2 separate regions of the Mus musculus genome follow, and region 2 is linked to region 1. The links are chromatin loops, found by intact Hi-C in ENCODE. Cell type or tissue: heart. All regions are shown on one strand. Links, peaks and the distances in the headings refer to the core of each region. The heading gives the core; the rest is flanking DNA.

Region 1 (5,376 bases), core at 88-5,087:
CACTGAGGCCTGGGAAGACAAAGGATACTTTGGACTCACACAGTTTAATATGGAGAGCTGAGGTGACAGCGCTGGTCCCCCAGCTCCCTGTCCAGTGCTGTCCCAATCAAAATGAGAGATATAGTAAGAGTGGTCCCATCAGCTACAGCAATGAGCGGGGCACCTCAGTTCCCTTGCAGAGACCCTGCGCCTGGCAGAACTGTTACAGTTCTGACATAAAGCTGAAGGTTGAGGCAAAGTCATCTCAAGGTTAAGGGATAAAGAAATTTTCCCTTAGCTCCTATTTAAAAATGCAAAGAATCGACTCTGTTGGGCATTCAGAAATGACTATGATTTGAAATTGGTTACGTCTTTGGCCCAAACAGGTTCTAATCAATCCCTGAATGCATCAGAGGCTCTGCTTTTGAAGGGATGGTGGGTGCCTAAGACAGAGAATAGCCACTCCTAACCCCACCCTGTGACCTTCCACTGGAAGCTGGTGAAAACACTCACCCTAAATCTGGGCCACACCTGGCAGCAGCCCTCGGAAAAGATCACGGACAAAGCAGGGGTTTGGGGTTTTTGGTTTGGTTTGGTTTTTTGCCTGCCTACCCTCATTCTTGCTGGCAAGTTCATCTATCCTGCTGCTGAGACATTCTTTCTCTATTAGAGCCCACTTCTTTGGGACCCCATCACAGGGTGAAGACCAGCTGAGACAGCCAGCCTCATGGATGGAACAACTGCCGGATTCTTGGCCTTTCCATCAGGCAACAGCCAATGCTGGACTAGCCAGACCAGAGCCTGTGTGCCATTTTAATAGATCCCATTTTAATATACATAAATTCTACCAGTTCTGTTTCTCTAGAGAACTCTGATATAACACCCCATTTCTCTCTGGCATTTTTACTTATGCTTTTTAAATTTATATTTTAGCTATCATAGGGGAGGGGGCACGCATACACACACGCATTTGGATGCCAAAAGACTAGTTTTGAGAATCAGCTCGCTCCTTCCATCATGGGTTCTGAGGCTCAAACTCAGGTTGTTAGGCTCACAAAGTGAGCACTTTATCCTCTGAGTGTCCTCACCTGCCCCTTCCTACCTTTATTAGATTTTTTTGTTTGTTTATGTGGCAACAACAATCACCAGGTAAAGACATGCAGATAAAGCAAATGGCGGTATGCTGAGCCTGACAGGACAGAAGGATGGAAGGAGCCTGGGCCGCAAAGGAATCACTATGTAAGCAAACCAGAGGCATCAATTGGTGTGCTTCCCCTGGGGCTCTTGAAATGTTAGGAAAACAAACTGTCTTTTGTCTGGTGTCTTGGTAGGGTTCCTGCAATGTGTAGCTGGAAGCATAATGGTATAATAATAATCTTTAAAAGTGCAGAAGCTGGGATGGAAAACTGGCTCTCAGGGAGCCAGTGGCCAAGAAGGCTATGATTTAGCGAGACCCGCTCTCTAAACTAGCTAATAAAATAGAAGAGATCTGTCTTCTCACAGCCCCAGAGGTCAAAGTCATACACCATGTGTCAGCAGGGCTCACTCCATTATTCTAGATTTGTTTTTAGAAACAAATTCCTTGGGACTTTCTACATAACCGTGACATCTGCAAACACAGATCTATCTCATTTCCTTTTCCCACCTTTTTAGAGTGGCTAGAACTTGTTTCACTGTGATGAGTTAAAGTGTTGAGAGTGGACAGCTTTCCTTTAGTCCTACTATTGGGGAGAAAGCATGCGGCTTAAGTATAATGGGAGCTGCAGGCATAATACTCATATTCCAGTGAGCTCATCGACTTCTCAGGGCCTTGGGTTGGGTTACATGAAGAGACACTTTTTTTCCTTTTAAAGACGAGGTTTCTCTGTGTATGTAGCCCTGGCTGTCCTAGAACTCACTCTGTAGACCAGGCTAGCTTTGAACTCACAGAGATCTGGCTGCCTCTGGTGTCTTGCCTCCACTAGTTCTGGGATTAAAGGTGTGCACCACCACTGCCTGGCTAGAAGGGAAATTTTTTTAAAGATTTATTTTATTTTATGTATATAAGTGCACTGTAGCTGTCTTCAGACACACCAGAAGAAGGCATCAGATCCCATTACAGGTGGTTGTGAGCCACCATGTGGTTGCTGGGATTTGAACTCTGGACCTCTGAAAGAGCAGTCAGTGCTCTTAACCCCTGAGCCATCTTTCCAGCCCTAGAAGGGGATTTTTTTTTTCTTCTCTCAGAGGTCTATGGGTGTCGCCCTGATGACTTCAACGGGGAGGGGGGGGTGTTTCCATGTAGTAGAAGCAAAGACTTAGGTGTGGCTTGTCTAGATGATTTGACTATCTCTTCACCCATCTTGCGGGGATGCCTCCCTTGAGAGCCCAAGGGGAGGAAGAGAGAGAAAACAAGTTGGGTATAACATCTGCAATACCAGCAGATGGCGCCACCAGCACAGGACAGTGTCCTTCCTCTCTAAGAGAAACTGCTTGCTGCATCGCTACTTCAAATATTTCTCAGGCATCCAGAAGGGCCACACTGCGAAGAGTCCACTCGGGTTACCCCTCCAGATGGCACAGGGACCCTCGGGCCTACGTATTTCTAAGGAAGTGGGAATAGGAAGGAAGTAGTATTTGGCTTAATTGAGGGTAGCAGATGTTCAGAAGTTGGCAGAACGTGCAGTCATTGTTTTGGAGGTGTTTGGCCATTAAAGAGGAAATAACTTGGAGGAAAGTAAACTTAAGAGATAAATATTTTTAAAATATTTATTTATTCCGACTTTTAATTAATAAATGTTTGGTGGCTGAATGTATGTGCATCCCACATATGCAGGGCCTGTAGGGGCCGGAAGAGGGCGATAGATTCCCCGAACTGGAGTTAGAGTAATTTTGAGCTGCCACGTGTGTGTTGGGAACTGACCTCAGGTCCTCTTCAAGAACAGTGAACGCTCTTAACTGTGGAACCATCTCTCTAGCCCCAGTCTGGATTTTTAAAATGGAAAAAAAAAACGTGTCAACACTTTATTATTAGTGCCTCTACTCTCGGTGAGAAGTTAAACACACAAGAAATGGCCACAAGAGATGAAGCCAAATTCTCCCAGGAGAGCACTTCATTTTCTGTGCACATTGGTCTATGGAATATTTTTGTTTGGTTTATTTGTTTGTTTATAAAATAGGGTCTGGCTATGTAGTTTGTGCTGGCCTGGAACTCAGAATCTAGTCTCAGCCTCTGGGGTGCTGGGATTACAAATTGCACCACCACACCCAGCTGGCTGGGTGGGGTCGCCTTCCAGTCTATTTGGCTTTTTAGCACAATCCACAGAGGCTTCTGCATCCTAGCCCCTGCAATTTAGCGACAAGGTAGAAGAATAGAGATGTGGCCTGGCACAGAGGAGCTCTGGCAGAGTGAGGAGGGCATCTGTTCTGGATGCCACCATTTCTTTGTGATGTGGGGTAAATGAAAGGATCCGTGGAGTGGCAGTTAGGAAAGGTTTGGGGTGGTCCCTGTTAAGAATGGAAAAGTGGGGGACTGGAGAGACAGCTCAGCATTTAAAATTGCATTTGGCTCCTGTTTGGTCCCAGTGCCCACAATGGTACTCAAACTACTAGTAACTGTAGCTTTAAAGGATGCTATGCCTCTGCCACTGGCACACACGCGTGCATATTGCTTCCCACCCCTCACAGAGTGCACACATACTTTAAAATAATAAAAAGGAATCTTTTTAAAAGAACAGAAAAGTGAACCTTCTAGAGACAGTAGACAGTAGCTTTGGCCTGAAACCTAATGTGAGAGACCATGATTTAAAAAGAGATTATTCCACATCTGTGAGCGTCCTTCCGCAGCACGGAAAGTGAAATTGGGAAGTTCCAGAAGATGTCACCAGGGATAGCGTAGACATGGGGAAGTGGGATGGAATGGCAGGAACTGACTGGGCGGTGTGCAAGGAGCTGGACTTCAGGTCACAGGGATTGAGGTGAAAGATCTTTTCAGAGTGGCCACCTTCACCGCCTTGAACGCTGGGTGTGGCTGGGCGCCCCTTGGCAGCGGCAGGTGAAGGAGGCTCGCGCATGCGTGGAAATCACTGCAGCGAGGGAACAGTACCAGCTCCCTGATCTTACAGCACTGAGGACTTCCAGAGAGACAGAGCTTTATCAAACGAGCCGGGACCCCCATACGGTGGAAGCAGAGAACCAACTCCTGCAAGTTGTCCTCTGAGCTTCACATATGCACAGTGGCACAGCCCTCCCCCCTCCCCCCCCCAATGAAAAAGATAATTAAAAAATGTAAAACCAAGCTGGCGGGTGGAAGTGAGAGGCTTGCGTTTCATTTCGTTTTGTTTTAACGACCAGCTGACCCTTTGCAACAAGGGACACGTTTCCATTGCCTCGGAAAGTGGAGGTTCTAGAGTGTGGGCTCTTTATAGCTGAAGAAAACAGCAAAGGACCTGTGTCTCTTAAAAGTGACTTACATGGTCAGAGTTTGGGGAAAGCACTGTGGCCTCTCATAACTGTGACCTTCTGGTAACGTGAGCAGAGGGAGTGCCTGGGACGGAGGACCTGTGCATTCCTGGATAACTTGAGCTTGGTCTATAAAAAGGAGACTCCGCTGAGCAGCTAAGCCTCAAGAGACATAGCAGGCGGGAGGGGGCTGGGGAGAAAGGACAGGGTTGAGTCGTGGGGGAGGGGAAAGGCATGTTTGCCAGTTCAGTCCAGCTGCAGGTGAGGAATGTGACCCTAGGGCTCAAGTCTACATAGCAGCCATCTCTCAGACTTATAAGGAGGGGGCAACTGTGAGGGGCAGGCACTCCAAAACTCACTGGCTCCGTGTATTATAGCCCCACTCCCCACCCCCACTTTTTTTTTTTTTTTTTTTTTTTTGAGACAGAGTCTCTTTGTCCTGGAACTCTCTATATAGACCAGACACCAGGCTGACAACGTTGACTGCTTCTGTCATGGAAAGGCCAATACATTATCCTTACTGGAATTAGTTGCCTGTTATGATTACCAATTTTCCTTCCCTGCGTGTAACACTTCTATATGAGCCACTGTCCATGGACTTATGGGATGCCTTGTCCACTCTCATGGTATTCCACACAGCATTGCTTCTGACCAAAGAACTCACTTCCCAGCCAAAGAGGAGCAACAGTGGACCCCATGCTCACGGAACTTCACTGGTCTTGCCATGTACCCCACCATCTTGAAGCAGCTGGCCTGATAAAACAACGGAATGGTCTTTTAAGGACAGTTACAGAACCGGCTAGGCAGCAGTAGCCTCGGGGGGTGGGGCAGTGTTCTCCAGAAGGCAGTACATGATCTGAAACAGCATTGGGGTAAGTCGTACTGTTTCTCCCATAGCTAGGACTCACAGGTCCAGGACTCAAAAGGCAAAGGTAGGAGTAGTTTCATTCACCATCA
Region 2 (5,376 bases), core at 246-5,245, 250 kb after region 1:
GAATCAAACTCCATGTGGTCAGGCTTGGTGGCAAGTGCCTGTATCCACTAAGCCATTTCACTTGAGTATTTTTGTTTAGTTTTGATTGCTTTGATTTGGGGCTAGGGTTCATAGGTCAGTTCGGAGTCCTGATTATAGTTAGCATTCATGACCCTTGGTCTTGGGTACCAGGGGGGAAAAGTGCTGGTTCCTGAGGCTGGGAGGTGGCTCAGTTGGAAAAACTGAGGTTTTTTTCCCCCAGCAGCCACATAAAGACAGGCACAGCAGTATCATGTCTGTAATTTGAGCCCTTGGGAAATGGGAGAATCTGTGGGGCAGTCAGTGAGAGAGAGACCGTTCCATCTCAAGAATGTACGTGTCACTGTAGATGACCATGTACAAAATGAGTATTACATAAGGTCAGATGCTGTGCAAATGCCTCCTTACTATCAGGATAAAGCCACCAGGTGCATTTTGGGATGAGTAATACGGTAATGTGATATTTATTATTCACCTAATGTTTCTGTTTCTTTTTCCCCAGATGCTGTACCCATCCCGGATTTAAACTAATGGAGAGTAAATAAATAAAAGTAGATTTGTGCTCTTGTATTTTTTTTTCACATCTGTCCTAAATTGAGTTTCTCTTTGTTAAGGTGTTTGGAGTTGTATAGCAGTTTTGGAGTGCAAGGAACTTCTATGTAATAGTATTAGACAAAAAGTTTTCCTGGGTGAGGTGACATATACCTTCAGTGCAGATGCTCACATCCAGGCCAGCCAGGACTGTATAGTGAGAGCCTGTCTCAGGAAAAGTTTTCTGTTAATTAATGCTGGAGCAGAGCTGGGTTATATGAGTAACCTATAGGAGCGTGATTTCCATTCTAGATTTTTAGTGAAAGAAGCATCAAGTCATCATAGGCCTGAGGTGGATCTCACTGAGACACTGACCACTGCCATGCTGTGGGCGTGAGGTGAGGCACCATGGTAATAGTGCATGCTTGTTCCCCATACAAATCCAGAACTCAGGAGGGACTTGGGAAGAATTTGAATGGTGCTTGTCTGGATAAACGGGGGTAGGATGGCATGGTGGTGTTGGGGACTGATTTGGGATTGGTCAAGTGAAAGTAGTATGTCCTGAAAAGGTCAGACTAGTGCATTTTATTTCTACCTTGGAAAACTGCCCTTGAAAATGGCTGGTTTCAGTACCTGCAGGGTTGATAATAGCATATTTACAAAAGTATGCAGGGCTCTCAAACACATGAAGGTTTGAGGATATCCTGGAAATAAGGCATATTTAGGTTGCTAACAAGTTCTTTTATTAACCAATTTAGACTGGACTGTGCTACAGAGCCTGAGCTATTAAAGAAATGGCCAGGCAGTGGTGGTCAAATCTCTTGAGTTAAAGGCCAGCCTGGTCTATAGTGAGGTACCCCCACACCCCAAAAAATGGTTGAGTCCTTTCCACCAAGATGATGGTACTGCAACTATTGCGGGGAAAACTGCATCAGAGGGCACAAGGCAGTTCCCAGAAAGGTTGGTTAGTTCAAAGCGAAGTTGGCATTGCAAGTTGTACTTTTGGAAAAGTGTTCCTTGCTGGGTTGTGAGTGGTCTCCAAAGGAGTAATAAAGAGCAACTAGGTTAGCTCACTAGATTCCTATGTACTTAATATTGGAAACTACTTTTTAGGGGTGTCAGTCTTGGATTTATTATAATCTAAATTGTTTTCCCCAAAAGCTACTTGTGTGTCAGTTATGTGGTCAGCAGTGACCACTGGAAAGGTTAGGTGTCTGAAAGGAGCGGCACAGGGGTCTTAGGTACTCCGCTGGGATTTTTTTTTTTTTTTTCTTCGAGACAGGGTTTCTCTGTATAGCCCTGGCTGTCCTGGAACTCACTCTGTAGACCAGGCTGGCCTTGAACTCAGAAATCCACCTACCTCAGCCTCCCGAGTGCTGAGATTAAAGGCGTGCGCCACCACGCCCGGCGGGATTTTTTTTTTTAAAAGATTTATATGTAAGTACACTGCCACGCCCGGCGGGATTTTTTTTTTTTAAAAGATTTATATGTAAGTACACTGTAGTCTTTAGATACAGAAGAGGGTGTCAGATCTATCTTGACAAATCACCATAAACTGAGGTGGGGTTTGCAATTTTGAGAACTGAAATTGAATGGACAATAAGTGCTGCTTTAAACAATTTCTAGAATTCCATCTTTAAAGTAGTTAGGAAGCCCAGCAGTGGTGACACGCCTTTAATCCCAGCAATTGGGAGGCAGAGGCAGGCAAATTTCTGAGTTCGAGACCAACCTGGTCTACAAGAGTGAGTTCCAGGACAGCCAGGGATACACAGAGAAACCCAGTAACAACAACAAAAAAGAGGCGGGATGGGCTTTGGAAGCTGAATAGTTATGTTTACAAAGTTGAGCCAATGTTGGGAATTAAGTATTTGCGGTAAGCAGAGAAAGGTTGAGACTCCTTTAAGGTATAAGGAATGACTTACACATGCTATGGCAAGTGACCTTTGCGCAGACTTCAACCTTGTAGCTCGGGGCTCTCTAACTTTCCCTGTGTAGTGGGTAGACAAGCTGTCACATATGTACCATAACCCTAGTTGGCTGTCCAAATAGCTTTGGTAGTTACGTGATGGTGCTGGAGTGGACTGAAGGGTCTGGTTCACAGGACCAGCTGTGGGCCGAGCGCTTAGCTGCTACGGAATGAAGTGGCAGCAGCAGCTTCTGAATGCGCCGCTCCGCACGCCCGACCGCTTTGCACTAATCCCCGCTAGCCCAGGGTTCCCACAGCTCAGTTCACGTGGGCTGCCCCGCGGCGCTCATTGGCCAGCTCCGCGCGTCGCCGCGGTCGCCGCTGCCCTCGTCCTCCGCCGGACCCGGCGTAATGCCGGCCAATGGCGAGGCGGCTTACGGCCCGCCACCTGTCCGCGGCGAGGGCGGGCGGCGGCGAGGAGGCGTCGCACTCCATGGTAACGACGCCGGCCCGAAGATGGCGGCCGCTGGGTCTGGAGGAGCGGGCGGCCCGGGACCAGGGCCGCGAGGCCGCTGGGGCGGCTGCCTGTGGGTGCGAGGCGTCCTGCTTGTGCTGGGCGGGCTCCCGGCCGGTGCCGGAGCTGCTCCCGTCTCCCTGGGCACTTCGCCTCCGTGTCGCCATCACGTCCTTTCGGACACTGAGGTAGGGCGAAGCGGGGCGCGAACGGGCCGGGCGAGGGAGTGGCTGGAGTAACGTGGAGGGTGTGGCGTCCCGGATGGCGGACTGCAGGTGCTCTGCAGGAGAAAGCCCTCGCCCGACCCGCAGGACCCGCCGGACCCGCGGGACCCGCCGTCAGCCCCTGCTGCCTGCAGAGCAGCTGAGTTAGGCACTTGTCCCCTCCCGTTCCGCTTAGCCAGTAGTACCACAAACTTGGACGAGCATCAGAATAATCGAAGCGCTTGTTAGAACAGATTGCCGCCCCGCTCCCCCCACTTTCTGACTCAGGAGCTCTGGCATGCATCCCCACAATTCGGATTCCTAGATACTGATGCTGCTTACTTAAGCACCACACCGAGAACCTCTTATCCGAAGACTTGAGAAACAGTTGAAGGGAGAACCAGACAGAGCTGTTGGTAGGAAGGCTACTACTGAGAAAACTCAGGAGACCAAAGTTCAGGATTCGTTTTCTAGTTAGTTATGGCTTTGCTGCCTTTATCCCATCCCCTCTGCTCTGTAAAGTCTGCACCTCCTTTCACCTCAACTCTCTCTCAGTCTTTATAAATTCTTGTAGTCTCGGTTCACTCAGATCTGCCTACCAAAACCTCCCCAGTAGAGCGTTCTTCCCATTTCGTCTGGAGGCCTTATCTGTATTCTGGCATTGAACCAGGTTCTCTTCTGTGCTACGCGTAGCTTTCAGCCTTGCCTTGCAGTGTTCAGACTGGCCTTGAACTTACTGTGTAGCTCAGGCTGGCCTGGAATTTGAGATCCTTCTGCCTCAGTTTCCAGAGTGCTGGGGTTGTAGAAGTATGATATCACTTCTGGCTCTGCTCATCGTTTATCCTCTCCAGTGAGCTTTTTGTTTTGTTGGTGTTCTTTTAACACACACACACACACACACCCCTCCCCCTCGTTTGGTTCTTTCTGTTATTGCTAGCCTTCCTCGACACCTTATTATACGCTCATTTCCCTGTAAGCCCAGTGAGCACATGACAGTCGCATTAAGGGAGTTGCTTCAATTCAGGGCTGAAGAGGTGGTTTCTGCTCCCTGCTCTCTTCCCTCAGCACACATCACATTCTTCTGCTGGGTCTCGTAACTGTTAAGTTTTCATTAGGTAGTGGCCACTGTGAGCCTCCCCCTCGCAGTCTTTCTCCCCGTTACCTTGTGCTACTGTAAGGTCTGAACATGTGTTCTCATTAAGCCCGTAATGCTCTGTGTTCTGCCTCCTGCACAAAACCCCTGGGAAAAGGGGGCCTTACAAGTCAGAGGCACCGTTCCTGTATTTCAAAAGCAGACCTTGCAAGCTGTGTCTTTTCTCCTCTAGTGCCTTCAACTAGTATTCTTTAGTCGTTTTGTTTTCTGAATCAGGGTCTCCTGAGGCCCGGGCTGGCATGGAACTCACTCTGTAGCCTCTACTTGCCTTCATTTCCCAAGTCTTGGTATTATAGGGGTGGATTACCACATTTGGCTTCAAGTGGAACTGGTTTTAAATAGTTCTTCCAAATTTGACAATATATATTATCTATATGACGCTGCCATTCCATTCCTAGAAGCTAGCAGTTCCACTTTTGTATGCTAGTGCTGAGTTTGGTGCTCTGGATTCTGCAGTCTGTATGTGGTCTAGTGCGTATGTAAGTCAGAGAGGGAATAAGCTATGTTTCTCTTAACTTTTCTCAAATAGCCCCTTTTCCACAACATCTCTCCTTAACCTGTTCCTCTAAAGTTGACTTTCGTGCCTTCTGTTTGTGACCTTGAATCAGTTTATTAGGAATTACCGGACTCAGCCGTCTTCATTACCTCAAGGCAATGTAGATGTCATACATGTATCCAAGTACCTGCCACGGTGCCTTGCATATGAAGACACCCAATATACGCTCAACTTAATGAATGCATCGTGGGGCTGTAGTCCACTGATAGAACGTATGACCCCAAAGCCCCGGGTTAGCCTCCAGCATTGTAAAGTAACAGCAGCAGCTGAGCACAACCAAAGCCACAGGGCACTGTCGCCTGCCCATGAGGAGGAAGACTGCAGGCAGGCTGTCTGCCGGGGGACGAAAGTGGACAGAGGGCGCTGTCACCTGCCTGTGAGGAGGAAGACTGCAGGCAGGCTGTCTGCCAGGGGACGAAAGTGGACAGTACACACTGTAGATCAATAGCATGCAGCATAGCTATTTTTCTACAAAATGAGTGATCCCATTTTTGT

The links. Peaks named below come from ENCODE experiments on the same cell type or tissue, not always from the same donor. Only the 100,000 strongest peaks of a DNase experiment are listed, where the experiment ranks them.
Region 2: it touches region 1 in a loop (2.9-fold over the local background); 1 of 42 quality-filtered maps calls a loop at or near these places.

Annotation. Positions count from the first base shown.
Region 1 is chr16:32,810,735-32,816,110 of GRCm38, forward strand. No RefSeq gene overlaps it. Among named protein-coding and RNA genes, the nearest start is that of Smbd1, 3.0 kb to the left of the region's middle. In heart, for the core only: CTCF peaks have their summits at 2,414 (motif pointing right) and 2,613; DNase peaks (open chromatin) are centred at 2,457, 3,237, 3,937 and 4,577; H3K4me3 peaks cover 1,492 bases; H3K27ac peaks cover 1,646 bases.
Region 2 is chr16:33,059,578-33,064,953 of GRCm38, forward strand. It overlaps Rpl35a (ribosomal protein L35A), which reads left to right. Exons shown (of 5, transcript NM_001130485.1): 5 at 521-612. The coding sequence ends at 544. It overlaps Lmln (leishmanolysin-like (metallopeptidase M8 family)), which reads left to right and starts at 2,944. Exons shown (of 17, transcript NM_172823.2): 1 at 2,944-3,157. The coding sequence starts at 2,972. In heart, for the core only: no CTCF peak of the experiment used is centred there; a DNase peak (open chromatin) is centred at 2,844; H3K4me3 peaks cover 1,965 bases; H3K27ac peaks cover 1,875 bases.